2 separate regions of the Homo sapiens genome follow, and region 2 is linked to region 1. A link is an interaction called in ENCODE POLR2A ChIA-PET data of the cell type or tissue named here. Cell type or tissue: CD4-positive, alpha-beta T cell. All regions are shown on one strand. Each heading gives the region's core, and the rest is flanking DNA. Links, peaks and the distances in the headings are about the cores only. Region 1 overlaps KMO (kynurenine 3-monooxygenase). Region 2 overlaps WDR64 (WD repeat domain 64).

Region 1 (2,820 bases), core at 11-2,510:
CACCATGCCCGGCTAATTTTTAAATTTTTTTATAGAAACAGGGTCTTGCCATGTTGCCCAGGCTGGTTTTGAACTCCTGGGCTCAAGCAATCCACCTACCTTGGCCTCCCAAAGTTCTGGGATTACAGGTGTCAGCCACTGTGCTTGGCCCAAATTATGAAGATTAATTTACATGGGGAAAATATTTTCTTTCCACATCAGTCATCTGGGAACTGATAGACTTGTCATCCCTGCAGGAACACCAGAATGTCCCTTTCTAGTCTACTCCATATCTTTGGACAGTATTATATCATAACCAAATATTTGAGTCGTTCCCATCAAGTCTTACTTCTCCAATATTTAATTCTACAAGATTGATCTGATGAAGAATAAATAAGAATAAACAAGTCAAGCGCTATAAAGTGGCCTCTGTAACCAAAAAGATAATAGTAAAACCTAAAAAAGGTTAGATATATCCTTTGGAGATCTGTAAGACATTAGTTGTAGTACTGACTACCTCAGACATATTAGAAAAAAAGTTTATTTTATCTATTCTCAATACCTTCAAATGAGAATGTTTTCTACTAAGGGGGAGCCATTTCTCTATTTTGAGCATAAGAGGTTAGGTTAGGATTAAGAACTGAGGAGCTCTGACCTGCTCTGTATATTAGAGAATATTTTGACAGTTTCCAGGGCAATTTGGGGAGAAGATGGGAGGACCCAGCAAGACAAGAAGAATCTGGACATCACATTGGAGAAAGTTCAAAAGAAAAAACAGCTGAAGGAGGGAGGCCAGGGAAGGGAGTCAGAAAGGATTTTGGAGGTCAAAATTTGCAGATTAGAGATTTCTAAATTATCGCCCGTGCCATCCACAACGAGGTCTCTTCATGACCCGTAGGTCTTCAGCAGACCCATGCATCTTTTGAGTGAGTGTTGTCTGTGGGAATTGGTGGAGGAGATATATTTCAAATCCGGACCACCATGGTACACGGCCAATACCAGGTGAGAGGGAGTGGGGTACCAAGAGGCAAAGGAGGCCAAGAGAAGGTGGGCTCCCGGGGATGTGAAGAAATCCCGGAGTCATGGGAATGGCTTTGTGCTCCCACAGGCTGTGGAACTGACCAGGTAAAGCAATTTTATGCAGTTCTTAAAGGGCAAGGAGGCCGCCATATTTGACTGAGATATAAAAGTGACGATAAAGAAAAACTGAAGTATGTGGGGCCCCTATAAATTTTGCATAAACTGAGTTCTTAAGAATTGAGAAGTAGCAGGAATGATGCGGGAGGGGCCGTTTCCTCCTTGTAATGCATTGAAGGCCGCAAAAAGGGAACTCACACCAACGCTTTCACTCTCTTGGGGAATGTATGCACGCTCTTTCTCTCTCTCTCTCTCTCTCTCTCACACACACTCACACTCACACACACACAGACAAGGTGGTGGGGTGATGGTGTCATCTCCAAGTCCCTCTCCTCATTTAGCTTTTCTGATATTTGAACCGTATCTTATCTATGGATACATTACTGGTTCAGTCTCTGAAGCGGGGGCGGCTATGATGACTTGGCCTTCCTCAGGACATTCCTTGTTAATACAAGTGAACAGTGAGACGATTACGTTGATTTCACTCTCAACTCAGTGAAAGAAGTAAACACCCGGAAGCTCGTTAGAAACGTAGAACCTCCGCCTCCACCCCAGTCCTAATGAATCAGACTGCATTTTAACAGGATCCCGGGTGAGTATGAGAAGCACAGGTCTAGTTTCAATGAGAGCTCTGCTGAGGGTCAGAGACTTAGAAGAATATGAATTCTCACTCAGACGCTGCACTTCATAAAAGGAGGCATGGCTGGATAAAAATAAAGGAAGTTGGAGTTTTTCTGTTGTCGATGGATGTTTGGTGCATTCATTCTCTCTCAAGAAACAGAATCAGAAGGTCTAATTAGATAAAATACAAATACATATTTCCCCCTGTTCTGTGTGTTACTGTGTGAAAGATAGGGAAAGCACAGAGCAGGATAATGAGTCTCCTTTCATAAACTCTCCATCTTCATCTGGCCTCTGTTCTTTTAGAAATCATGTAGTACTCAAAGCATTTCTGGATCATTCCATACATTCTATTATAAGCCCAATTTTGAGCAAGAGGGTGAGTTAGGGAAGGGCAACAACATCATGAAACCTTCTAGATTGTTCTTGTACATTATGCTTGACGACAAATAAGATAGTCATCTTCTCTACCTAATTGAAAAGGAGAAAAGAAGGAAAGGCTGTCCCAGGTAGCAGGGCAGCGCAAAGGCAAGAAATGACACAATAAGAGCAGTAACAGCTAATTCTTCCTGAATGTTTATTCTGGGCTGGGGCTTGTTTTGAGCATCTCCTCTGAATAAACTTGCCAACTAGTATCTGTATTCCTGGGGTCTAGACTGAGCCAAGCAATGTCAGAGATAGGGCTGGAGAGAGAGGGGCCATCAAACAAGAGGCAAGTTCCAGACTTTGACTTCCTTATAATCAATGCACAATGATCTCCGGGGTAAACCTACCTGAGACTTTGTCCCATAGGGAATTGCAGACTTTTTTCCTGAAAGAGAGTGGATCATTCTTGCTCTCATGGGAATACCTTGGGATACAATCTGAAATGAAACCAGAAATATTGACTTCAATGACAGTAACATGGCATTATGCAAGAAAGATAGAAGTTGATTTTTAAATGTAATTTCATATATTCTCCAAGAAATTTTAAAAATTGTGAAAGACCATAGAAGCCCAACGTGGTAGAAACTCCTTCAATGAAAATGGTGATCCTGAAGCTTTTAGTTTGTTTTTTTAATCTTAGATCTTAGAACCGGCTTA
Region 2 (2,820 bases), core at 106-2,605, 130 kb before region 1:
AACCTGTTAGAAATTCCAGTGTTGGCTTTTTTTTTTTTTTTTTTTTTTTTTTTCAGTTTAAGAAATGGAGGTTCAGAAGTTTACAGAGAATCCAGACTCCTTTGCCAGGCAGCATGGCACCCTTCTTTGTAGTTCAGGGTATTCAGTGCATGCAAGCAATGAAAAAGTCCAGCATTCTCCCAGCTCTCGTAAATCCATAATGAGATTCTGCAAGCAAGTCACTGTAGCTTTACAACATCTGCTGCAATTACTATTCCGATTAATGATGTGGATTAAATAAATCACAAAATTGTACTCAAACTTTTAATGTTATTTTCAACTTTAAAATAAAAATATTTTCTAACTATTTCCATGGGCCACCTCCTTATTCTTACAACTTAGGTTGTGTCCATTCTTTACATTCTCCAACAGCAGATGCTCAGAAAAACTCAGAAGCTTTTAAATTGAAGCTTCCAAGGAGTAACCAGTTTCCAAGCAATTCTCTGCAGTCAGTTTAACTCCGGAAAGCAAGACCTGGGTCCTCTTTGCTGTTGCTCAAGGCTTAGGTTTGATCCTAGTCAGTAAACATAAATTTATAATATATGAAACATATACCCAGAGCCTATTCAGTACTTCATTGAGATTTTAATTAATTGTGAAGGAAACATCATCATAGCCCTAACTTTGACTTAATTAGGAATTTTTAAAGTGTACTTACTGTAACATTGGTGCTGGTCTGAACTCTCATCTATGAACAAAGGAAGAGAATAATGAAACCTAGTTGGCACTACCATTAAAGATGAGAATGCTGACTCTAAAACAACACAGTATCTTCTTGGTTTAATCTCAGTTGTCATTCTGCCTTCCATAAGTCTCCTCCCTGTTTCTCCTTCTGAAACATCTAGCTCTGTGGAATAATGCACACTGTTTGCTGTGAGCAAGGCTTATACCTCTGTGGCTCATTGTTAAACCTGGTGACTGTGCTGTTAACACTTCACTAATCATTGTCTTCCTTCTTTATGCAAACTACATCATATTTTTTTTAGTTGTTTGGAGCAACATTTGATGCCAAAAAAATAGGAATGCAAAATAATCTAACAGCAATGGCAAGAGTAGTTACATGAATGCTAAATAGATCAATATTTAATAGAGTGATGGAGAAAAACTACCATTGTTTTGTTTAAAGTTATCTCTCCAAGTTGAGACTTAAAAGAACATTTTACCCAGTGGGCCTCCTCTTTTATTCAGTAAGCACCTATTGAGTGAATATCATGCATTGGGTACTATACCAGTTAAGAACCACAGATTTATCCCATGCAGAGAGCTACTGTATATATGAGCAGCCTTTCATACTCTTGTGGCATGGAAATTGCTCCCAAGATGAAGGCAAGTAGTTGAAGTATTTCACTGACCTTGTTTCTTTTACATGCTCAGATGGCCTTGAGAAGTATCTAGGAAACAGCGGCCCAGAAGAAACGGATTATGTGAAATAGAGAAAGTAGATCAGAGAGATCACTAAAGCTGTTAGTCATGGCTACCCACAGACTGTCTTTCATCTGAAGAGTTCAAAAAGGCTTTTCTAACCCGGGACTGACTTCTAGGTGGAAAAAATACATCGCTGTAAGAAAACCGGTGAGTAGCAGAACAGAACACCTGTGGTTTCTGTTTCTCTTTCTCTATATATATCTTTAATGGAAGTCACCTGTTTAAAGTCCTCTCAGCTTCTTTAAAAGTTTCATAATCCTTACAGATATATTTTGAATTTTTAATTTCTTACTTTGGTAAGATACTAAAAATTTACTTTTATTAATAGCATTTAATGTTTATATCACCAAGAAAATCCTGAACTATATTTATTGTACTTCAGATAGAGCCTAAATTATGAATTAATCCAAGATATTTTGAGTTGTTAATGGCTACCTTTGAATAAATTACTCCTGTGACCTACACTTCCAGCTTAACTTTTTTCACATGATGTGTCATATTTGTAAGGCTTGCAACAATCAAAACAATATTATTCCTGCTGTATTAAATCTTAAAATAATTAATTTTGGGCTGGGCATGGCTCACTCCTGTAATCCCAGCAATTTGGGAGGCCATGAGGTGGGAGGATGGCTTGAGACCATGAGTTCAAGACTAGTCTGGACAACACAGCGAGACCCTGTTTCTACAAAAAAAAAAAAAAAAAACCATTAATTTTTTAGCCATTTTTTCCTCCAGTTACATTATCTTATAAAAAACATATGTGTTTGCACGTTTGTGAGTATACACGTGCCCATCTGTAAGCTTTTGTGTGTATGTGCATGTTTGTAAAGCATCTCTGGAAATGTGATAATGCCGCCTGACTTATTTCACATCATTCTGAATGTTTTAGTATGCACATAATTATTTTCCTTCTCCTATTATTTTCTAGATACCATCTTAGTTCTGTTTTTGAGGTAATAAAGGTAACAAAAGAGAAGGGGAATAATGCACCAAGAGAAAAAGATCAAGAAGGTTTTTATATATAAATGAGGCAAATTCATTTTTGTTTTCACATTATTTGTTTATTATAGCAATGGCCAATATTTGCTGAGGAACTCTAATGATGCTAAGCACTTCATGAGTATTAACTCACTTAAACAGCAAGAAAGAAGGTCTATGATTCGGGATGAGGAACCAGGGCATGCAGATATTAAATAACACGCACAGCTGTAAGTGTTAGTGCGAGGCTGGAGCCCAGACTCCACGCCCACACTCTGCATCCCTCACTGCACCACCTCCAGGGCCCACACAGCCCCCTCCTCTGACAGAATCTGGCTGTCTGTGACTTCAACTTCTGAAAGATTTCCTGAGCTGGAG

Evidence for each region. Peaks named below come from ENCODE experiments on the same cell type or tissue, not always from the same donor. Only the 100,000 strongest peaks of a DNase experiment are listed, where the experiment ranks them.
Region 2: POLR2A ChIA-PET joins it to region 1 with 5 read pairs; 3 of 35 experiments call an interaction of 5 or more read pairs at or near these places.

What each region holds. Positions count from the first base shown.
Region 1 is chr1:241,550,735-241,553,554 of GRCh38, reverse strand. It overlaps KMO (kynurenine 3-monooxygenase), which reads right to left. Exons shown (of 15, transcript NM_003679.5): 4 at 2,511-2,600. Among named protein-coding and RNA genes, the nearest start is that of KMO, 20 kb to the right of the region's middle. In CD4-positive, alpha-beta T cell, for the core only: no CTCF peak of the experiment used is centred there; DNase peaks (open chromatin) are centred at 1,364 and 1,624; H3K4me3 peaks cover 953 bases; H3K27ac peaks cover 812 bases.
Region 2 is chr1:241,676,094-241,678,913 of GRCh38, reverse strand. WDR64 (WD repeat domain 64) reads right to left here. Exons shown (of 28, transcript NM_001367482.1): 5 at 698-727. It overlaps LOC124904603 (a long non-coding RNA gene), which reads left to right. Exons shown (of 3, transcript XR_007067055.1): 2 at 1,414-1,611. Among named protein-coding and RNA genes, the nearest start is that of WDR64, 25 kb to the right of the region's middle. In CD4-positive, alpha-beta T cell, for the core only: no CTCF peak of the experiment used is centred there; a DNase peak (open chromatin) is centred at 1,543; H3K4me3 peaks cover 850 bases; H3K27ac peaks cover 1,418 bases.